Regions from separate parts of the Homo sapiens genome. Here region 2 is linked to region 1. A link is an interaction called in ENCODE POLR2A ChIA-PET data of the cell type or tissue named here. Cell type or tissue: MCF 10A. All regions are shown on one strand. Links, peaks and the distances in the headings refer to the core of each region. The heading gives the core; the rest is flanking DNA.

Region 1 (8,963 bases), core at 964-8,963:
ACCTCGTCTTTACAGGAAATAAAATAGCAGGCCGGGCGCGGTGGCTCATGCCTGTAATCTGAGCACTTTGGGAGGCCGAGGTGGGCAGATCACCTGAGGTCAGGAGTTTGAGACCAGCCTGACCAATATGATGAAATCCTGTCTCTACTAAAAATACAAAAATTAGCCGAGTGTGGTGGCATGTGCCTGTAAACCTAGCTACTCGGGAGACTGAGACAGGAGAATCGCTTGAACCCAGGAGGCAGAGGCTGCAGTGAGCCGAGATTGCCCCACTGCTTTCCGGCCTGGGCCACAAGAGTGAAACTCCGTCTCAAAAAAAAAAAAAAAAAAAAAAAAAAGAAAAGAAAAAGAAAAAAAAAATAGCCAGCCATGGTGGCATGCTCCTGTGGTTCCCAGCTACTCTGGAGGCTGAGGTGGGAGCATCACTTGAGCCTGGGAGGTCGAGGTTGCAGTGAGCCATGATTGTGCTATTGCACTCCAGCCTGGGCGACAGAGCGAGACTCCTTTCTCAAAAAAAAAAAAAAAAAAAAAAAAATCCAAAATAATAACTCAAGCACTTACTATCTGACAGACACTGTTGTAAGTTATTCCAGGTATGAATTTATTTTTTTACAACTAGTGGCCTCCAAGAGCTCTGAGGCCTACAGTTTGGAAATTATTATACCTCCTTTCCAGATAAGGAAACTGAGGTTATAGGTAGGAGACAACAATCCTGATTCTGGGACCCAAACTTTTTCCTAAAATCCTATTGAGCTTGGAGTCCACACCCCAGGAACCCGGTCCTTGTCTGCTTCTCTCTGGGCCTTGGTTTCCTCTTTGGAGGAGCCAGGGTGGTTGGTGAAATGGCCTGGCCTTCTGGGTGCCCAGAGCCTTCTCGAGGCAGCTGGAAATATCCCCTGGAATCTGTCCCAAATGTCCTGCCAGTAGGGCTTGATAAGCATCTGATGAGAGGTGGCTGAGACTGCAAAAGTGAGGACCTCAGATTGCTCCCCTTTGCAGTGACTGCAGGTCAGAGCAGTTTCATGGGGTCAGGATATATGTATATTGACAATCATTCAGATATTTTCTTGTTTTTGAGACACCCAGGCTAGAGTGCAGTGGCACGATCTTGGCTCACTGCAACCTCCACCTCCTGGGTTCAAGCCATTCTTCTGCCTCGGCCACTACAGTAGCTGGGTGGCATGGGCCACCATGCCTGGCTAATTTTTTTGTGTGTTTTTTAGTAGAGACAGGGTTTCGCCATGTTGGCCAGGCTGGTCTTGGACTCCTGACCTCAAGTGATCCACCTGCCTCGGCCTCCCAAAGTGCTGAGATTACAGGCGTGAGCCACCGTGCTTGGCCCATTCAAGATATTTTCTGAACATCTGAGACATAGGGCTGGGGACCCAGTGCTGACCATGACAGCATCTGCCTGCCCTCCTGGGGCATACAGTCTAGCATGGGAACAGACTCATTGAGAGTGACAACCCAGAGTGTGCAAGACTGGGATGGGGAATCCACAGGGACAGGGCTGACCCAGCCTGGAGTCATGGAGGGCTTCCTGGAGGAGGAGATACAGAAATGAAAAAAACAAAACAAACAAACAAAAAAAACAGCCCAATCTCAGCCACCATGGAACTCACAGTCTTATTGGGGAATATGAGCAGTTAACAAATAAACCAGATAACTATCAGCTTGGGCAACAAAGCGAGATCCCATCTCTACAGAAAATTTCTTTTTAATTAGCCAGGCAGGCTGGGTGCATTGGCTCATGCCTGTAATCCCAGCACTTTAGGAGGCCAAGACAAGTGGACTGCTTTAGCCCAGGAATTTGAGACCAGCCTGGGCAGCATGGCGAGACTGCATCTTTACCAAAAATATACAAAAAATTTGCTGGGCATGGTGGTGCATGCCTGTAGTCTCAGCTATTTGGGAAGCGGAGGCAGGAGGATCACTTAAGCCCAGGAGATTGAGGCTGCCTCTTCTGTCATTTATAAGGACACTTGTGATCGGATTTAGGGGCTACTCTGATAATCCAGGATGATCTCATCTTGAGATCTATAATTATATCTGCAAAGACCCATTTTCCTTGTAAGGTCACATTTGCAAGTTGTGGGGATTAAGAAACAGACATAGCCCGGGCGCGGTGGCTCATGCCTATAATCCCAGCACTTTGGGAGGCCGAGGTGGGCAGATCACCTGAGGTTGGGAGTTCAAGACCAGCGTGACCAACATGGAGAAACCCTTTCTCTACTAAAAATACAAAATTAGCCAGGCATGGTGGCGCATGCCTATAATCCCAGCTACTCAGGAGGCTGAGGCAGAAGAATCCCTTGAACCCGGGAGGTGGAGGTTGCCGTGAGCTGAGATCACACCATTGCACTCCAGCCTGGGCAACAAGAGCGAAACTCCATCTCAAAAAAAAAAAAAAAAAAAAAAAAAAGGAAACAGACATTCATTTTTTTTTGGAGTGGGAGGGGACCATCAGCCCACTACAGGGGTGAGAGTGGAAACAGAAAAACCTCATTCCAATGACCTTGTTGAGTCTGGTCCTCAGCCAGTGTGTGTGATGCAAAATACATTCCTCGGCTGGGCGCCAGCGGCTCAAACCTCTAATCCCAGCACTTTGGGAGACCAAGGTGGGTGGATCACCTGAGGTCAGGAGTTGGAGACCACCCTGACCAATATGGTGAAACCCCATCTCTACTAAAAATACAAAAATTAGCCTGGCATGATGGCATCTGCCTGTAGTCCCAGCTACTTGGGAGGCTGAGACAGGAAAATGGCTTGAACCCAGGAGGCGGAGGTTGCAGTGAGCTGGGATCATGCCACTGCACTCCAGCCTGGGTGACAGACTCTGTCTTAAAAAAACAAAACAGGCCGCGCGTGGTGGCTCACGCCTGTAATCCCAGCACTTTGGGAGGCTGAGGCGGGCGGATCATGAGGTCAGGAGATTGAGACCATCCTGGCCAACATGGTGAAATCCCATCTCTATTAAAAATACAAAAATTAGCTGGGTGTGGTGGCGTGTGTCTGTAATCCCAGATACTCAGGAGGCTGAGGCAGGGGAATCGTTTGAACCAGGGAGTCGGAGGTTGCAGTGAGCTGAGATTGCACCACTGCACTGCTGCCTGGAGACAGAGCGAGACTGCGTCTCAAAAAAAAGAAAAAATAAATAGGCTGGGTGCCGTGGCTCCCAGCACTTTGGGAGGGCGAGGCGGGTGGATCACAAGGTCAGGAGATCGAGACCATCCTGGCTAACATGGTGATACCCCGTCTCTACTAAAAATACAAAAAATAAGCCGGGCATGGTGGCGGGCGCCTGTAGTCCCAGCTACTCAGGAGGCTGAGGCAGGAGAATGGCATGAACCCAGGAGGCGGAGCTTGCAGTGAGCTGAGATCACGCCACTGCACTCCAGCCTGGGCGACAGAGTGAGACTCCATCTCAAAAAAATAAATAAATAAAAAAATTAAAAATAAATAAATAAATAAAAACAAAACAAACAAACAACAACAACAAAACACATTCCTTAACCAGCCCCTGGGTGGCTCCAGCTATGGCTACCGTGGCCGAGACTGCCGGGCCAACCTTTATTTGCTGCCCACCGGGGAGATAGTGTACTTTGTGGCCTCCGTAGCCGTGCTATACAGCGTGGAGGAGCAGAGGCAGCGACACTACCTGGGACACAACGATGACATCAAATGGTGAGATGTGGGACAGAGGGGACGGGAGGGAGCTGTGGCTGGAGATGGAGCTCCAGCCCCTGCCCCTCTATGCCTCTTTTCACATTGCTACCCTGTGGGGTTTGGGGCAAGGCTAAGCCTTTGCTCCCTCTCCAAAGCCACCAGCTGCCCTCAGGCTGAATTTAGTGGGAAAATGTGGATTGAGTATCAATATTTCAATATTTCAGGTGTTTTAGTTGGGTGTGGTGGTAAGCCCTTATGGTCCCAGCTACTCAGGAGGTTGAGGCGAGAGGATCACTTGAACCCAGGAGGTCGAGGCTGCAGTGACTGAGCCACCACACTCCAGCCTGGGTGAAAGAGCAAGCTCTGTCTCAAAAAAAATTCAGACAGTGAATTCACGCAATGCCTGGATCTTTTTCTTCTTTTGAAAATCTGGGCAGCGAGGTGGCTCACGCCTGTGAAAGCAGCACTTTGGGAGGCCAAGGCGGAAGGATCGCTGAAGTCCAGGAGTTGGAGGCTGCAGTCAGCTATGATCCTGCCACTGCACTCTAGCCTGGGGGACAGAGCGAGACTCCATCTCCTTTTTTTTTCTTTTTTCTTTTTTTGAGAACTAGTCTCACTCTGTCGCCTAGGCTGGAGTCCAGTGGCACGATCTCGACTCACTGCAACCTCCGCTCCTGGGTTCAAGCGATTCTCCTGCCTCAGTCTCCCGAGTAGCTGGAACTACAGGTGCCCGCCACCACGCCCAGCTAATTTTTGTACTTTTACTAGAGACAGGGTTTCCCCATGTTGGCCAGGCAGGTGTCAAACTCCTGACCTCTGGTGATCCGCCCGCCTCGGCCTCCCAAAGTGCTGGGAGACTCCGCCTCTTAAAAAAAAAAAAAACTGAATAGGCACTCCAGACAATTCCTGGTGGCTGGAGCAGGGTGGTGTCAGCCCCCTTAAATAAGTGTGCTCTCCTGGCCACTATGTGAGGTACAGACCTGCGTCCTGCTGGCATTTGAGTTAGAGGCCCCAGGCCTAAGTCTTGCTTCTGATCCAGCGCCAGCGCACCCGGAGGGCATCCGCTCACTGCTATTAATGCACTAAATACACGTTTATTGACTAAACTCAACCAGCCAATTTGTGGAATGAATGTCCTGGGTCTCTGTGAGCCTCTTCTCTCCCACTGAGCCCTGGTCTCTCTGTCCCTTCTTTCCGCAGCTTGGCCATCCACCCAGATATGGTCACCATCGCCACGGGACAGGTGGCGGGAACCACTAAGGAAGGGAAGGTAATGGAAGGGAGGGGAAAGCAGAAAAGAGTGCAGGACGCAGTTGTGGGGGACAAGCAGCTGGCACCCCCAAGGTAACAAGCCTCTCTTCCCTGCAGCCGCTGCCGCCCCACGTGCGCATCTGGGACTCAGTTTCCCTCTCCACCTTACACGTGCTGGGCTTGGGGGTGTTTGACAGAGCCGTGTGCTGTGTGGGCTTCTCCAAATCTGTAAGTCCTTCGCCCACCCTAACCCCGCCCCTTCGCCCCGAAAAGGAGGGCAAGTGCCCGCACCTTTTCACCCGCCCCTTGGGTTGAGGGCCGGGAATCCTGCTGGAGGCGTGGCCCGCCTCTGTGACGTCACAATGAGGGCGTGTCCTCACCCCAAGGGGCGGGTGAGTCACCGTGCCCGCCCAGCCCTCTCAGGCATTTTAAACCCAGTGCCTAGGGCCCAGCTGGTCCTTGCCCATTTGCAGGCGGGTTTTGGCATGTCCAGGCAGAGATAAGTACAGAAAGCGAGAGTATGCCTTTAGGAATTTGGAGAGCAGTTTGACAACACCACAACATCCAAGTGTGTGATTGTGGGCTTTTTTTTAAAAAAAAATCCTATTTTGGCTGGGCATGGTGGCTTGTGCCTGTAATCCCAGCACTCTGGGGGGCTGAGGTGGGAGGATCATTTGAAGTCAGGAGTTTGAGACCAGCCTAGCCAACGTAGTGAAGCCCGTCTCTACCAAAAACAGTACAAAAATTAGTCTGAGGTGGTGGCGTCCCAGCTACTCGGGAGGCTGAGGCAGGAGAATCGCTTGAACCCGGGAGGGGGAGTTTGCAGTGAGTCGAGATCGCGCCACAGCACTCCAGCCTGGGCGACAGAGCGAGACTCGTACTCAAAAAAAAAAAAAGGCCAGGTGCAGTGGCTCACGCCTGTAATCCTAGCACTTTAGGAGGCCGAGGCGGGCGGATCACAAGGTCAGGAGTTTGAGACCAGCCTGGCCAACATGGTGAAACCCCGTCTCTACTGAAAATACAAAAATTAGCTGGGCATGGCGGAGGGTGCCTGTAATCCCAGCTACTTGGGAGGCTGAGGCAAGAGAGTTGCTTGAACCTGGGAGGCGGAGTTTGCAGTGAGCCGCCGAGATCGCGCCATTGCACTGCAGCCTGGGCGACAGGGCGAGACTCCAACTAAAAAAAAAAAAAAAAAAAAAAAAAATTCTAATTAGCTGGGTGTACTAGTGTGGGCCTGGGCCTGTACTCCCAGATACTTGGGAGGTTGAGGTGGGAGGATTGAATGAGCCTAGGAGATCGAGGCTGCAGTGAACTGTGATCATGCCACTACACTCCAACTTGGGCGATATGGCAGGACGCTGACTTTAAAAAATAAATAAAAATTGGTCAGATGCGGTTCATGCCTGTAATCCCAGCACTTTGGGAGGCCAAGATGGGTGGATCATTTGAGGTCAGGAGTTCGAGACCAGCCTGGCCAACATGGTGAAACCCCATCTCTACTAAAAATATACAAAAATTAGCTGGGTGTGGTAATCCCAGCTACTCAGGAAGCAGAGGCAGGAGAGTCACTTGAACCTGGGAGGCGGAGGTAGCAGTGAGCTCAGATCCCACCACTGCACTCCACACTAGGGGACCGAGTGAGACTCTGTCTCAAAAATATATAGATAGATAGATAGATAAAAATCATATTTTACATTTTTATCATATTTGATTAAAATATTAGTCTTCAATGGATTAGGGAGTAAAAAACAGCCAGTCTCCTGCACAGATAGCTTAAGAGGCACTGGATTGGACCCTCACCGGTTTTCTGAGGCCTAAAGAAACATTTAAGAGCTTGGGGTAGGGGTAAGCCATATTGTTACCAAAGGTGTGGAGAAGAAAATAAAACCTTGCCAAATCAAAATTAACCTGTATTTAATGAAAGGTATAAAAGCCCAACATTGGCCAGGCGAGGTGGCTCATGACTGTAATCCCAGCACTTTGGAAGGTGGAAGCTGGTGTATCACCAGAGGTTAGGAGTTCAAGACCAGCTTGGCCAACATAGTGAAACCCTGTCTCTACTAAAAATACAAAAATTAGGAGGGCAGTGGTGGCATGTGCCAGCTACTTGAGAGGCAGAGACAGGAGAATCGCTTGAACCTGGGAGGTGGAGGTTGCAGTGAGCCAAGATCATGCAACTGCATTCCAGCTTGGGCAATAGAATGAGACTCAGTCTCAAAAAATAAAATAAAATAAAAAACAAACAAAAACCCAACATAATACCAACTTTGTTAACTGCTGAATTTCACCTACATCAGTCATTCTCTATATATGTAAATGCAAATGAGATGATGTCAGCAAGAATTCCTGGCTAGGGGTGCTGGCTGCAGAGAAACAATAGCTGAGGGCAAATGAAATGAGTTTATTAGGGATGAGTCATTTCAAGGCATAGTATGAAACCATTTCAGATGTCTTCACAGCTTCTAATGGAGGGTGTATTTTAATGTGTTTCCTGCAAAATGGCCAGGGCCTTTGAAGGTCTTTTTTTTTTTTTTTTTGAGACAGAGTCTCTCACTGTCACCCAGGCTGGAGTGCAATGGCGCAATCTTGGCTCACTGCATCCTCTGCCTCCCAGTTCAAGCGATTCTCCTGCCTCAGCCTCCCGAGTAGCTGGGATTACAGGCACCTGCCACCACGCCTGGCTAATTTTTTGTATTTTTAGTAGAGACAGGGTTTCACTATGTTGGCAAGGCTGGCCTCGAACTCCTGACCTCGTGATCCACCTGCCTCGGCCTCCCAAAGTGCTGGGATTACAGGTGTGAGCCACCACGCCTGGCTTTTTATTTTTTTTTAATATTTAAATTTGTTTTGTTTAAGAGACAGGGTCTCCCTATATTGCCTATGCTGGCCTCAAACTCCTGGACTCAAGCGATCCTCCCACCTACTGTGCCCAGCCTGAAGGTTTTAAAACAGGCCTGTGTGGTGAATGCCTTGGTGGGCATGGGGGGAGGATGGGCCCTGACTCCCCTTGCCTCTGTCCCCCTCCTCTCTCCTCCTCTTTAGAATGGAGGCAACCTGCTGTGTGCAGTGGATGAATCCAATGATCACATGCTCTCGGTGTGGGACTGGGCCAAGGAGACCAAGGTGGTGGATGTCAAGGTGAGGTGACTTTTCTCATCCCCTCCTGCTGGGTGCCACTGTGGGACTTTCCCAATCTCAGTGGTTAGGAGTCTGCAATCAGATAGACCCGTGTTTAAGCCCTGGCTTTACTCCTTGCTGGCTGTGTGACTTGAGCAAGCCGCTTGCCACCTCAGAGCCTTGGTGGTCTCATCTGTAATATGGGGATAATAGGCTGGGCAAGGTGGCTCACACCTGTAACCCTAGCACCTTGGGAGGCCGACATGAGAGGATTGCTTGAGCTCAGAAGTTTGAGATCAGCTTGGGCAACATAAGGAGACCTATCTCTACTTAAAAAAAAAAAAAAAAGGCCGGGCACGGTGGCTCACGCCTGTAATCCCAGCACTTTGGGAGGCCGAGGCAGGCAGATCACCTGAGGTCAGGAGTTCGAGACCAGCCTGACCAACATGGAGAAACCCTGTCTCTACTAAAAATACAAAATTAGCTGGGCATGGTAGCACATGCCTGTAATCCCAGCTACTCGGGAGGCTGAGGCAGGAGAATCTCTTGAACCCGGAGGCGGAGGTTGCGGTGAGCCAAGATCACACCATTGCACTCCAGCCTGGGCAACAAGAGCTAAACTCCGTCTCAAAAACAAAAAACAAAACAAACAGAAAATCTGGCACTTAAAAAAAAAAATTAACTGGGTGTGGTGTGCACCCATAGTCCCAGCTACTTCGGAGGCTAAGGTAGGAGGATCGCTTGAACCTGGTAGGTTGAGGCTGCAGTGAGCCATGATTGCACCATTACACTCCAGCCTGGGCAACAGAGTGAGACCCTGCCTCAAAAAAATAAATAGATAAAATAAAATGGGGATAATGGTAGCATCTTCCTCGTAGGGCCTTGGTGAGGATATGGAGATATGGGGTACGGTGGACCAGGCCCAACAG
Region 2 (15,484 bases), core at 784-8,783, 55 kb after region 1:
CCCATCTGATCTTGTGGCCCCCCAACCCAGGAACTGACTGAGCGCAAGAAGACAGCTCCGACTCCCTGTGATTTCATCTCTGACCAATCAGCACTCCTGGCTCACTGGCTTCCCCTCACCCATCAAGTTATCCTTAAAAACTCTGCTCCACCGAGATCGCACCACTACACTCCAGCCTGGGCGACAGACCGAGACTCCGTCTCAAAACAAAAACAAAAAACAAAAAAACTCTGCTCCAGCTGGGCCCATTGGCTCGCATCTGTAATCCTAGCACTTTGGAAGGCTGAGGGGGGTGGAGCACCTGAGGTCAGGAGTTTGCAACCAGCCTGGCCAGCATGGTCAAACCCCGTCTCTACTAAAAATACAAAAGTTAGGCGGGCTTGGTGGCGGGCGCCTATAATCCCAGCTACTCGGGAGGCTGGAGCATGAGAATCGCTTGAACCCGGGGATGGAGGTTGCAGTGAGCCAAGATCGCGTCACTTCATTCCAGCCCAGGCGAAAGAGTGAAAATCCATCTCAAAAAAAAAAAATAAAATAAAATAAAAATAAAATCTCCCTGAATGCTCAGGGAGACTGATTTGAGTAATGGTAAGACTCCTGGCTGGGGCGCGGTGGCTCACGTCTGTAATTCCAGCACTTTGGGAGGCCGAGGTGGGTGGATCATGAGGTCAGGAGTTCGAGACCAGCCTGACCAACATGGTGAAAACCCGTGTCTACTGAAAATACAAAAATTAGCTGGGTGTGGTGGCGCACATCTGTAATCTCATCTACTCAGGAGGCTGAGGCAGGAGAATTGCTTGAACCTAGGAGGTAGAGGTTGCAGTGATCCGAGATTGCACCACTGCCCTCCAGTCTGGGCAACAGAGCAAGACTGTCTCAATCTCAAACAAACAAACAAAACACCCTCCCGCACAGCCAACTCTGCGTGAATTACTCTTTGTCTTGCAGTTCTCCTCTCTTGATGAATCAGCTCTGTCTAGGCAGCGGGCAAGGTGAACTCCTTGGGCGGTTACACACCATTCATCCCTCCATCCATTCATTATTTCCTTTAGCTGGTATTTTGTGAGCCTCTGCCCTGTGCCAGGCCTTGTGCTGGCAATGCTGGCGAAACAGCAGGGACCAAACCAGCACCAATCTGTGCCCTCAAGGAATTCCTAGTCCTGCGGGGGACAGACGTATCCCCCAACAGTGGGCAGAGCTGAGATGGGGGAGCCCACTGGGCACCTGACATGGCATGGGGTTCAGGGAGGGCTTCCTGGCAGAGGAGACATCTGAATTGGGACCTGAAGGGTGAGGACAACACCAGGACAAGGCGTAAGGAAAGCACTGGGGCAGAGGGAGGAGCACACACAAAGCCCACATGATTAAGGGAGTGCACTTTTTTTCCCCCTCTGTAAGTTTGGATGCTTAAAGTTTGCTTTCCAGGGCCCGGAATTCTTGGTTGTTCGGTGTTTGGTGGGGTCTTTGTTGGGGCTGCAGCTCTTAGAATGGGAAAGTATTAGATTTCACAGTTACCAAAGTGCTTTCCTGTTAGCCATCTCATTTGACCCCCACAACTGTTTTGTCCCCATGTCCGGAAAGAGGAATGACTTCCTCTGGTTTATAGAAGGGAAAATGGAGGTGTTGAGGGCAGCAGTTAATTGCTCAGGTCATACGCAGAGATTTGTGCCAGAGGCGAAACTTTGGACACTGAATTCCTAGACCCAGTTTGTTTCCTGTCTCTGCCTGTCTTCCAAACACTGTGACATTCTTAGCGTTGTGGTTTAGAAAATGGCTTCTGGAGCTGGGCGCAGTGGCTCATGCCTGTAATCCCAGCACTTTGGAAGGCGGAGGTGGGTGGATCATGAGGTCAGGAGTTCAAGACCAGCCTGGCCAACATGGTGAAACCCTGTCTCTACTCAAAATACAAAATTAGGCAGGTGTGGTGGCGCACACCTGTAGTCCCAGCTACTTGGGAGGCTGAGGCAGGAGAATTGCTTGAACCTGGGAGGCAGAGGTTGCAGTGAGCCAAGATCACACCACTGCACTCCAGCTTGGGCGACAGAGCGAGACTCTGTCTCAATAAATAAATAAATAAATAAATAAATAAATAAATAGGCTTCTGTGCTGGGCGCGGTGCCTCCCACCTATAATCCCAGCACTTTGGGAGGCCGAGGCAGGCAGATCACCTGAGGTCGGGAATTAGAGACCAGCCTCACCAACATGGAGAAACCCCGTCTCTACTAAAAATACAAAATTAGCCAGACGTGGTGGCGCATGCCTGTAATCCCAGCTACTCGGGAGGCTGAGGCAGGAGAATCGCTTGAACCCAGGAGGTGGAGGTTGCAGTGAGCCGAGATCACGCCATTGCACTCCAGCCTGGGCAACAAGAGTGAAACTCTGTCTCAAAAAAAAAAAAAAAAAGGCCGGGTGCAGTGGCTCGCGCCTGTAATCCCAACACTTTGGGAGGCCAAGGTGGGCAGATCACGAAGTCAAATTTCAAGACCTGCCTGACCAACATGGTGAAACCCCTTCTCTACTAAAAATACAAAAATTAGCTGGGCGTGGTGGCACGCGCCTGTAATCCCAGCTACTCGGGAGGCTGAGGCAGAAGAATCACTTGAACATGGGAGGCGGAGGTTGCAGTGAGCCGAGATCGTGCCACTACACTCCAGCCTGGGTGACAGAGCGAGACTCCATATCAAAAAAAAAAAAAGAAAAAAAAAAAGAAAGAAAATGGCTTCTGGAGTCAGACTGACATAGGTTTGAATCCCTACCCAGACTGGTGACTTTGGGTACGTCATTTAGCCCCTCTTAGCTTCAATTTCCGATTCTGTACATTGGGTATTATGTAATGGTCACATTAACTGGGCTTGTACTTTGTGCCACGGCTTGTCTGCAGCACCTTCCAGCCTCTGGCACTGGGTCCTCACCAGTTATGATGAGGTAGATACTATTATTATTATTATTATTATTTTGTGTATATACTATGTATGCATTATGCTGTAAATAATATTTATTGTGTTGTGGTGAGGATTAAGTAAATGGATATAAAATGTTAAGTCAGTGCCTGGCATAGGGTCATGGCTGTCACGTAGATGTTATAGATACAACAGGCAGGAAAAAGCAAAACATCTTGCCCTCAGGTACCTTACATTCTTGTGGAGGAAGCCAGACAATAAATGAAATAAATAGTTGGCTGGGCCCAGTGGCTCATGCCTGTAATCCCAGCACTTTGGGAGGCTGAGGCTGGTGCATCACTTGAGGTCAGGAGTTTGAGACCAGCCTGGGCAACATGGTGAAACCCCATCTCTACTAAAAATACAAAAATTAGCCAGGTGTGGTGGCAGGCACCTGTAATCCCAGTTACTTAGGAGGCTTAGGCAGGAGAATCACTTGAACCCAAGAGGCAGAGGTTGCAGTGAGCCGAGATTGCACCACTGCACTCCAGCCTGGGTGACAGAGTGAGATTCCATCTCAAAAAATAGTTAAAAGATGAAGTATATTAGATAGCAATAATTGCTCTAGGAAAAAAATCAGGGTTGTAGAACAAGGAGTATTTAAAGGAAGGCTATAAGCCTAGATAGGATTGTCAGGGAGAACTCACTGAAAATATGCCAAGGAGGGAGGGAACGAGCAGCATTGCCATCTGGGGGAAGAAACGTTCCAGCCCAGAGGATCCCGCATGCACACAGGACCTGAGGCATGAGCGTGCCTGGCACACAGGACAGAGGAAACTGATGACGGGAAAGGGGGACAGTTTGTATGGGGCCTGTGGGTCACTGCAAATGCCTTGGCTTTACTCTGAGTGGAACAGGACTTACTGGAGGGTTCTGTGCAGCAGAAGGACAATATCAGAGTTCTGTTTTATTTTATTTTATTTTATTTTTTGAGACAGAGTCGCACTCCGACACCCAGGCTGGAGTGCAATGGTGTGATCTTGGCTCACCACAACTTCCGCCTCCCGGGTTCAAGTGATTCTCCTGCCTCAGCCTCCCGAGTAGCTGGGATTACAGGCATGCGCCACCACGCCCGGCTAATTTTGTATTTTAAGTAGAGATGGGGTTTCTCCATGTTGATCAGGCTGGTCTCTAACTCCCAACGTCAGGAGATCTGCCCGCCTTGGCCTCCCAAAGTGCTGGGATTACAGGCATGAGCCACCACGCCTGGCCCGGGAGCAGAGTTTTTAAGGATAACTTGGTGGGTGAGGGGAAGCCAGTGAGCCAGGAGTGCTGATTGGTCAGAGATGAAATCATAGGAATTCAGAGATGTCTTGTGCTCAGTTAGTTCCTGGGTGGCGGTGGGGGAGGGGGAGGGCGGGCACAAGATCAGATGAGCCAATTTTTTGATCTGGGTGGGGCCAGCTGATCCATCAAGTGCAGAGTCTGCAGAATATCTCAAGCACTGATCTTAGGAGCAGTTTAGGGAGGGTCAGAATCTTGTATCCTCCAGCTGCATGACTCCTAAACCATAATTTCTAATCTTGTGGCTAATGTTAGTCCTACAAAGGCAATCTAGTCACCAGGCAAGAAGGAGGTCTGCTTTGGGAAAGGGCTGTTACCATGTTTGTTTAAACTATAAACTAAGTTTCTCCCAAAGTTAGTTCAGCCTTCACTCAGGAATGAACAAGGACAGCTTGGAGGTTGGAAGTAAGATGGAGTCAGTCAAGTTAGATCTCTTTTGCTGTGTCAGTCATAATTTTGCAAAGGCAGTTTCAGGATTACAGGCGTGAGCCACCACGCCTGGCCTCAAAATCTAAAATATTTACTCTCTGCCCCTTTACAGGAAGAGTTTTCTGACCCTGCTCTAGAATAGTATCCCTGCCCTTGTTTTTTGACATTGACATTGGAGCCAGTCCTCTGATTGATAGTGTGTCCCGATGTCTGGAGTCTCCTGATTGCTTCCCCGATTGGATTCATGTTGAACATGTTTGGCGGGAACACCACAGACTCGAGGTGCCTCCTAAGGACATCCCTTCAGGGGACTCCTGAGGTCTATTTGTTCTGTCATTTGTGATGGTGATTTGGATCGCTTGGTTAAGGTGTAACCATGTCAAGAACCTTTCCTTTTCCTCTTAGTAATGAATAACCAGTAGATTTGTTTACAAGGTAGAGCCAGCAGGATTTCCCATGGATTGGGTGTGAGACAGCCGACTGGAGGAGGGGCAGGTTGGACAGAAAGACCTGGAGCTCAGTTAGGGACAGGTCGAGTTGGAGATGCTACCAGATATTGCAATGTACTGGCTTCTTACATTTACACCTTTTAATTACATCATTAGTGTCTTCACACTGCTGATTGCCCTTTGCTGTGGCCCCCAGCCATGGTGATTGGAATTTCCCAGGGTGCACTGGCGGCCCTGCTTTCTCTCAGGTCAGGCGTCCTGAGCTGACCAGCAAATCCAGTATCTGTACCTTTGGCTGAGATACTTTTGACTCAGCAGGCTGCGCCCAGCTGTCTCACAGGAGAGGCTGGAGCAGTAGCTGTGGCTGCCTGAGGAAAGAACAGTACATGCTAGAAGCATAAATCATCGATGATGCACCCTGTTGGGGAGGCAAAGATCTTTTTAAACACAGAATTCCTTTGTTTAAATTATTTTAACCCAAAAGTAAAGGAGGTTGGTGATGTTAGGCAGGTTGAGGCCATGCCTGCAAAGTGCACTTTTGGTGCTCCCAGGGAGGCTGTGAGATATCTCTGGGCAGTAGGAAAATTCCAGCTCATCTGTGTTTATTCCTTTGGCGCGCACTGGTCCTTTTTCTGGTTTATCACACACAGTAGGCAGTAGAGTGACTGGTCCCCCAAAGATGTCCACATCCTTATCCCAAGAACCTGTTGAATATGTTACCATGCACAGCAAAGGTGACTTTGCAAATGTGATCAAATGAAGGATTTGGGGATGGGGAGATGATCCTGAATTATGCAGGTCAGGTCAGTGTGATCACAGGGGTCCTTATAAGGGAAAGAGGGAGGCAAGAGAGGGAATGATTTGAGGGATGCTGCCCCGCTGGCCTTGAAGATGGAGGAAGGGAGGCATGAGCCAAGGAATGCGGGCAGCCTCTGGAAGCTGGAAAAGCCGAGGAGATGGATTCTCCACTGGAGACTTCAGAAAGGAACACAGCCCTGCGGACACCTTGAGATTAGCCTAGTGAAAGCCATTTTGGACTTTTTTTTTTGGGGGGGGGGGGATGGAGTTTCATTCTTGTTGCCCAGATTGCAGTGCAGTGGCACGATCTCAACTCACTGCAATCTCTGCCTCCTGGGTTCAAGCGATTCTCCTGCCTCAGTCCCCTGAGTAGCACCCACCACCACACCTGGCACCCACCACCACACCTGGCTAATTTTTTGTATTTTTAGTAGAGATAGGGTTTCACCATGTTGGCTAGGCTGGTCTTGAACTCCTGACCTCAGGTGATCCACCTGCCTTGGCCTCCCAAAGTGCTGGGATTACAGGCGTGAGCCACTGCGCCCAGTTTTTTGTTTTGTTTTGTTTTGTTTTTTGAGAGGGGGTCTCACATGGTCGCCCAGGCTGGATTACAGTGGCATGATCTCAGCTCCCTGCAACCTCTGCATCCCGGTTTCAAGCGATTCTCCTGCCTTGGCCTCCTGAATAGCTGGGATTACAGGCGCATGCCCTAATTTTTGTATTATCAGTAGAGACGGGGGTTTCACCATGTTGGCCAGCTGGTCTTCAACTCCTGACCTCAGGTGATCCACCCGCCTTGGCCTCCCAGAGTGCTGGGATTACAGGCGTGAGCCACCACAACTGGCCCCCATTTCAGACTTCTGACTTCTGGAACTGTAAAATAATAAATTTAGGGCAGGTGCGGTGGTTCATGCCTGTTATCCCAGCACTTTAGAAGGTCGAGGCAGGAGGATCACTTGAACCCAGGGGTTCAAGACCAGCCTGGGCAACAAAGCGAGACCTTGTCCCTACTAAAAATAAAAAACAATTAGTGGGGCATGGTGATGCATGCCTATAGTTTTAGCCACTCAGGAGGCTGCGGCAGGATTGCTTGAGCCCAGGAGAATGAGGCTGCAGTGAGCTGTGACCGCACCCCTGCACTCCAGCCTGGGTGACAGAGCAAGACCCTGTCTCAAATAATAATAATAATTTGTGCTGTTTTAAGCCACTGCATTTGTGGTAGTTTGTTATAGTGGCCGTGGGAAACAGATACACCATGATCATTCATTCAGGTTGCTGAGGTCATTTTTTCAGAAGTGCTCAGCTCTGTGGCCATTCTTATGAATTTAGGCCATGGACTTGGTTTCAGTTTTCTTTTTCTACATAGCCATCTGATCCAAAGCTTGGTGGCTTACCGTAGTAACTCTTAGCCAGGTGCAGTGGCTCATGCCTGTAATCTCAGCACTTTGGGAGGTTGAGGTGGGTGGATCACTTCAGGCCAGGAGTTCGCGACTAGCCTGGGCAACATGGCAAAACCCTTTCTTTACTAAAAATACAAAAATTTAGCGGGTACCTGTGGTCCCAGCTTCTCAGGAGGCTGAGGCAGGAGAATCGCTTGAACCTGAGAGAGGTGGAGGCTGCAGTGAACCGAGATCGTGCCACAGCACTCCAGCCTGGGCAACAGAGCAAGACCCTGTCTCAAAAAGGCAAACAAACAAAAAACCCAGTCACTCTTAGTTTCTGTTACCTTTGTGGCTTGCCTGGGCTCAGCCGGACAGTTCTTTTGCTGGTTGCTGCTTGGCAGGCTCTCATCCAGGTGCAGGTGGAGGTGGCTGGGCTGGAGTCATCTGGAACTGGCACTGGGACTGGGGAGTTGGTTCCCTCTCAGCGTAGCCTCTGGGCCTCTCTTCTCCACGTGGTCTTTCCTGCAGGGTAGCTGAATATCTCACATGGCTGCTCAGGACTCCCCAACAGCCAGATTTTCATGAGGGAAGAAGCAGAAGCTGCAGGTTATTTAAGGGCAAGGCCTGGAATCTTCCAGCGTCATTTCCACCACACTATTGGTCAAAGCAGCTCCAGGCACAGACCACAGTGGGTGTGGGAAAGAACTGCACAGGGTGTGATACGAAGGGGTCCCTGATGGCACAGTCTGCCACAGAGTAGGCACTCTTGGCTTCGGATCTTGGCACTGCTGCTTATTAGCCATGTGACTTTGAGCAGGCAGCTTGACCTCTATGAGCCTCCATTTCCATATTTATCAAATGGGATACTAATAGAACTTATCTCCCAGGATTCTTGTGAGGATGCAGCAGGATAGTGGATAGGCGAGCCCTGGCCCGGGACATGCCCATCTGGTTGCTACTACAGGCTACAGGGGGTATACATGGAATCCGTTTTTTTTTTCTTTTTTTTTTTTTTTTTTGAGACAGAGTCTTGCTCTGTCGCCCAGGCTGGAGTGCAGTGGCACGATTTTGGCTCATTGCAAGCTCCGCCTCCCGGGTTCACGCCATTCTCCTGCCTCTCAGCCTCCCGAGTAGCTGGGACTACAGGCGCCCGCCACCACGCCCAGCTAATATTTTTTGTATTTTTAGTAGAGACGGGGTTTCACCATGTTAGCCAGGATGGTCTCGATCTCCTGACCTCGTGATCCGCCCGCCTCAGCCTCCCAAAGTGCTGGGATTACAGGCGTGAGCCACTGCGCCCAGCCCCCTTTGTTTTTTTTGAGATGGAGTCTAACTTTGTTGCCCAGGCTTTTGCCTTCCTGAGTAGCTGGGATTACAGGCGCCTGCCACCACGCCCAGCTAATTTTTGTATTTTTAGTAGAGACGGGGTTTCACCATGTTGGTCAGGCTGGTCTCCAACTCCTGACCTCAAGTGATCCGCCCGCTGTGGCCTCCCAAAGTGTTGGGATTACAGGCGTGAGCCACCGCACCCAGCCGGAATCCCTTCTTGTCATTACTGCCCAAGTGCCAAAACCTCTGCTTCTAGATAAAGACTTCGTGCACTCAGATCCTTGCCCTGCTGTTTACGTGGTGTGTGTCCTGCATGAGTCCCTCTGCCTTTCTGTACCGAATAGCACTTAACCTCATAGTTCTGATGTTCCCTCAGCACCATTCAGTAAACAGTGTTTACTGTTTACTGTTTGCAGCGCGGCCTCGAACCAGGCTGCCTGCTTATCTGTCCCCGCTCTGCCACTTTCTGTGTGACCCCAGGGAGAGTTATTTAACCTCTCTGGGCCTCAGTTTTATGCTTGTAATTGGGTTGTTATGTGGATATTAAGATCCATAAAACATAGAACTGTACCTGGCCCTCAAGTACTCTGTACATGTTTATTTACTTATTTATTCATTTTATTTGTTTATTTTTTGAGACAGAGTTTCGCTCTTGTTGCCCAGGCCGGAGTGCAGTGGCGTGATCTCAGCTCACCGCAACCTCCACCTCCTGGGTTCAAGTGATTCTCCTGTCTCAGCCTCCCGAGTAGCTGAGATTACAGGCATGTGCCACCATGCCCAGCTAATTTTTTGTATTTTTAGTGAGACGTGTGAATATAAGATGAGATTTGGGTGGGGACACAGCCACACCGTATCACTTGGCCTGGGGGATGGGGACTATGCTGTGGGGGAATTGGGCAGGCAACAGCCTTGTGTAGAACCAGGTCTCTGGCAAGGTACCTGGTGAACTAGAAAAAAACCTCCGTCTGAAGGCACACAAGCTTTGCCCTAGGTAGAGACTGATACATTCTCCTCTGAGAATTTGTAGCCACTGACTGTCCCTCATGTGGGCTTGGGGCCTCTTTGAAAGGTCCTGGAAGTTGCAGGCTGAGAATGAACCCCTAGGGGTACCTAATTGTATCTAAGCACCTGGCAAGGGCAAACATAAACTCTTCCTGCCTGTGCTCTCTCTGCCCAGGCCTTGGAGAAATCCTTCAGATAGAGTTCCAGCACATACAAGCTCACAGTAAAAAAAAAATATATATAGATAGATATATATCGAGATATATATCTATATATATAGTATGATATATATATCTATATATAGTATGATATATATAGATATATATCGAGATATATATCTATATATATAGTATGATATATAGGTATATATTGAGATATATCATATATATAGTATGATATATATAGATATATATCTCATATAGATATATATGATATATATCGATATATATATTTATATACATATATCATGATATATATGATATATATCAATATATATATTTATATACATATATCATGATATATATCCATATATGATATATATATCATATGATATATATATCTCATATCTCATATATGATATATATCTCATATATCTCGATATATATGATTATTATATGATATATGATATATATCATATATTGATATACATATATCATGATATATATCGATATATATCGATAATCTCATATGTTGATATATATGAGATATATATCGATATATATCTCATATATGTCGATATATATGAGATATATATCGATATATATCTCATATATGTCGATATATATGAGATATATATCGATATATATACTATATATATTTTTATTTTTTATTTATATGAGATATATAATCATATATATCGATATATATGAGAGATATATATATATCTCATATATATATCAGACCAACCTGACCAACATGGAGAAACCCCGTCTCTACTAAAAATACAAAATATATATATATATCAATATATATTGATATATATATATACACCACATGAAAAAAGCAGCCACCATGAGCGAGAGCCAGCAGAAAAACATGGCAGGTCACAGCCTGCAAACGTGGAATTATCAGATGTGGATATAAAATACCTAAGCTTATCTGTTAAGAGGATAAAAGAGAAGGATATTAAAACACAAGTAAAATGAAAAATTGCCAGGAAGCTGGAAAAAGAATTAAACAAAACTTCTAGAAAGGACAGCTACAACAGTTGGTGTTCAGCTCTCAATAGAAGGGCTAACTAACCACCAGGTTAAACACAACTGCCAAGAGGATTGGGGAGCTGAAAGGTGCACAATATGGAGGAAAACTAGTGAGCTTTCTGGGGCACTTCCAGTAGATGCCCAGGAGTGCTACCTGCAGGTCCTGATTTGGTGGACGTAGGGAAGGGGTGGACGTGTTTATTTTTAGCAGTCTCTAGAGTACATTCTCACACGCACCAGTGTTTGAAAATCACTTTGCTGGAGTTTATTTATAATCACCAGAGCGTCACATCAGTTATATTATATGGCAGCCAGGCTGCTGCTGGTGACCTCCAAACATTTATTATTATGTTCTCCTATCAAGGAAACACTTCTGAGGTTCCTTCCCTAGCATATATGTATGCACGTGTGTACACATATGTAAAATTATTTAGCAGTCAGCCAGGCACGGTGGCTCATGCCTGTAATCCCAGCACTTTGCGAGTCCAAGGCGGGTGGATCCCCTGAGGCGGGGAGTTCAAGACCAACCTGAACAACATGGAGAAACCCCGTCTCTACTAAAAAAATACAAAAAATTAGCTGGGCATGGTGGCGCATGCCTGTAATCTCAGCTACTTGGGAGACTGAGGCAAGAGTATCGCTTGAACCCGGGAGGTGGAGGTTGCGGTGTGCCAAGATCGCACCATTGCACTCCAGCCTGGGCGACAGAGCAAGACCCTGTCTCAAAAAAATAAAATAAAATAAGTAAATAAATAAATAAATGAAAGTATTTAGCAGTCATGTATAGCGCTAACATATAATAGTATGGTTATATTATATGCATTTAAAAACATACACAAAAATTAGAGGGATGAAACGAACATAAAAATTTTTAAAATAAACTTATTTATTCATGCCCCCCCCCCCCAAATAGTTTTGCTGTCACCGAAAACATTTTCCTATGCAGACATTATTAAGTAAATTTGGAAACTCTTGGTGAAACCCTCTGTGAGAGTCTGGCTTTGAATTTTTTTTTTTTTTTTTGAGACAGAGTCTCACTCTGTCGCCCAGGCTGGAGAGTAGTGGCACAATCTCGGCTCGCTACAACCTCCACCTCCCAGGTTCAAGTGATTATCCTGCCTCAGCCTCCCGAGCAGCTGGGATTACAGGCTTCTGCCACCACACCCGGCTAATTTTGTTTTGTTTTTGTTTTTTTCCCCAAGATGGAGTCTCACTCTGTCGCCCAGGCTGTAGTGCAGTGGTTCAATCTCAGCTCGCTGCAGCCTCCACCTCCCAGGTTCAAGCAATTCTCCTGCCTCAGCCTCCCAAGTAGCTGGGATTACAGGGGTGTGCCATTATGCCCAGCTAATTTTTTTTTGTATTATTATTGGAGATAGGGTTTCACCATATTGGCCAGGCTGGTCTCGAACTCCTGACCTCAGGTGATCTGCCCACCTCAGTCTCCCAAAGTGCTGGGATTACAGGCATGAGCCACCGCTCCCAGCCAGCTTTGACATTCTTTGTATGTGGCTGTCACAGCTGGCAAAGACCTAACTAAGGCACATAGTCTCAGATGGAAGAAGTGTGTCATTGGCTGCGTTTAATCTCGCTGCTCCTTTTTTAGTCCCACCCTTCATTATGCAGAGGCATTTGCTGGAATTTGCTCATGTACTCATGGCTAAATCTTCTGGCCGATTTCTGAACAGGGATCTTTTTCAGAAGCCCCTGTGTAGAGGGCTGGCTGATTTGCAACCTGAGTGCATCCCAGGGAATCTACTTGCGCTGGCTGCAAGCAATATGCCAAGTGGACAGGAGAGGGCGCCCGTGTCAGCCTGGGGATGGCGCCTGCCTGAGAAAGCACCAGAGGCCATCTCGGTCATTGACCCCGGTGTATCTCTGTATTAGTTTGTGCTCATCTGTAATTAATTGAAAACCCAGCCAGTAAATGTCAATCAAACCTTAAATCAAAAGGGTGTTTTTTGCTGGCTTTTCAGTAAGCCCTGAGGAAGGCCTGTTCTTGGTTGGTTTGGTGGCTCAGTGGTGTCATTGGGAACCTGAGGACTCCATCTCTGCTGTGTTGGTGCTCAGGCAGTCCTCATGGCCTCAGTAGGGCTGCTGCGGCTCCAGGCATTGTGCCTTTATGTTTCATAAGGGAGGAAGTCTATGCGTGTGTGTATGGAGGGGCGGGTGGTCAGGTAAGTGAGGGTAACGCTTCAAGGAGGAAAATCCTTTTCCAGAAGCCCCCAGGAAACTCCCCTCACTGCCAGCTTACCACAACCGGGTCACCTCCCACCCCTTGGTGTATGGGAGGTTGCAGTGGTGAGTATCGGCTTCTAAACTCTAATGGAGGTGGGGAGGATGGAATTACTAAGACAGTAGAGAATAATATAAAGTAGCACTGGTAATCAGACGCACTGAAGTTGTTCTGAAATCTTTTTTGTTTATTTTGAGACAGAGTCTTGCTCTGTCGCCCAGGCTGGAGTGCAGTGGCGCGATCTCGGCTCACTACAACCTCTGCCTCCTGGGTTCAAGTGATTCTTCTGCTTCAGCCTCCTGAATAGCTGTGACTACAGGTGCCCGCCACCACGCCCAGCTAATTTTTGTATTTTTAGTAGAGACGGTGTTTCACTATGTTGGCCAGGGAGGTCTTGAACTCCTGACCTCAAGTAATCTGTCTGCCTTGGCCTTCCAAAGTGCTGGGATTACAGGCGTGAGCCACAGCGCTCGGCCCTAGCCTCTCTGTTAATTGCGTCCTCTGAGCCTTAGAAACCCCTGAGTATCCTCTATACCAAGTTGAGTTGGTCTCTCCAGGCCTGGGAGGAGAGTAGAGGTGGGGATCATTTTCTGGGGTGTGGCTATGCTTCAGTCCATTAGGAGGCTGAGTAATTCATTCACTCAACAAATCTTTATTTAGTGCCTGCTGTGTGCCAGGAACTGTTCTAAGAGGCATGACTCAGTAGTCAACAGAACAAAGATCCTTGCTCTCATGGGGCACATTTGAGGGTATTAGTTACCTGCCTAGTGACCCCAGGGCACAGAGGGGTGCCTCATCCCGGATTTCCTGCCAAATTCCCAGGCTGAATCCAGTGGTCCACCCTGCGTCACATCCCCATCCCAGCACCGTCTCTGTGGCCCAGGGAAAGCAGTGCCCTAATTGGCCAGGCTCAGGAGTGGGGTTACCTCCTCCTGAATCCCTTGAACCAAAAGTTGGGGAGATAGGATCCCCCAGGATGCTGGGCAGATGGAACCAGTCATGCCCCTCTGGTAACTGGAGCATTGTGTGTTACTGCAGTCTCGGGTTGCTGTAATGGAAAGATCAAGCCAGGTCTGTGGGAGGAAGCACTGCCTATTGCGGCCTGCACAATTCTGTTAATACTTGGAGCACTGTTAGGGCAAGCTTAAAACTGGCTGGATTGGGCGGGGGCACAGTGGCTCACACCTGTAATCCTAGCAATTTGGGAGGCCGAGGTGGGCGGATCACCTGAGGTCAGGAGTTCGAGACCAGCCTGGCCAACATGGTGAAACCCCATCTCTACTAAAAATACAAAAATTAGCCAGATGTGGTGGGGCATGCCTGTAATCCCAGCTACTCGGGAGGCTGAGGCAGGAGGGTGGCTTGAAACCAGGAGGCAGAGGTTGCAGTGAGCCGAGATTGTGTCACTGCTCTCCAGCCTAGGTGGCAGAGCAAGACTCTGTCTCAAAAAATAAATAAATAACAAAATAAATAAATAAATTGACTGGATTGCCAGGTGGGGTGGCCAACACCCGTAATACCAGCATTTTGGGAGGCTAAAACTGGAGAATCACTTGACCTTTGGAGGCTCAGGTTGTAGTGAGCTGAGATCGTACCAGTGCACTCCAGCTTGTGTGATAGAGTGAGACTGTGTCTCAAAATAACAGTAATAATCATTGTCATCATCATCATCATCTGACTGGATCACATCTGGGGAAGTGCAACCAGGGCAGAGACTGGCTTGAAGCTACGTTTACCCTGAATAATAATTTATTGACTGATAATAACAGCTTTTATTTAATATGCTTTCCATTATCTCAGCAAATGATCTTAACCACCTTATTTAGGGAGTTTATGACCATCCTGGTTTTATGAGTGAGGAAATCTCTCAAAGCGAGAGAAACAGGTTCCCTGAGGCAGTACAGGATAAGAAGTCATATCCCACTGGCTCCCAAACTCCTCCTCTTATGTTTAATTATTGGCACTTGATTTTTTTGGTATATTCTTTGTTGAGATATAGTATCTGTACAATGCAAGGTACAGATCTAAAGGCTACAGTTCAATGAGTATTGGTACATGCATATACCCATGTAACTAGTACCCAAGATATAAAACATCGTCATTACTCTAGAAAGGTCCCTCCTCCCCTGCTCTGTCTCCTTATCTGACTTCTCTCCTTGTTGATTAGTTCTGCTTGTTGTTCAACTTGATATAAATGGAATCATACACTATGAAATTTATGTTTAGCTTTTGTTCATTTGATACTTCTGAGATACTTCTTGCTGAATGTATCAATAGTTCATTTCTTCTTCTTCTTTTTTTTTTTTTTTTTTTGACACAGGGTCTCCCCCTGTCACCCAGGCTGGAGGGCAGTGGCACAAACACGGCTCACTGCAGCCTCAACCTCCTGGGATCAAGCGATCCTCCTGCCTCAGCCTCCTGAGTAGCTGGGACCACAGGC

What was found. Peaks named below come from ENCODE experiments on the same cell type or tissue, not always from the same donor. Only the 100,000 strongest peaks of a DNase experiment are listed, where the experiment ranks them.
Region 2: POLR2A ChIA-PET joins it to region 1 with 10 read pairs; 26 of 35 experiments call an interaction of 5 or more read pairs at or near these places.

The regions. Positions count from the first base shown.
Region 1 is chr19:45,629,043-45,638,005 of GRCh38, reverse strand. EML2 (EMAP like 2) reads left to right here. Exons shown (of 19, transcript NM_012155.4): 4 at 3,535-3,684; 5 at 4,867-4,936; 6 at 5,035-5,145; 7 at 7,960-8,055. Among named protein-coding and RNA genes, the nearest start is that of MIR330, 5.6 kb to the left of the region's middle. RefSeq lists a silencer at 7,390-7,469. In MCF 10A, for the core only: no CTCF peak of the experiment used is centred there; DNase peaks (open chromatin) are centred at 5,355 and 7,315.
Region 2 is chr19:45,567,213-45,582,696 of GRCh38, reverse strand. The region is part of intron 1 of OPA3 (outer mitochondrial membrane lipid metabolism regulator OPA3); the gene reads left to right. Among named protein-coding and RNA genes, the nearest start is that of OPA3, 9.8 kb to the left of the region's middle. RefSeq lists enhancers at 1-722, 1,222-1,722, 5,173-5,322, 4,800-5,435. In MCF 10A, for the core only: no CTCF peak of the experiment used is centred there; a DNase peak (open chromatin) is centred at 5,446.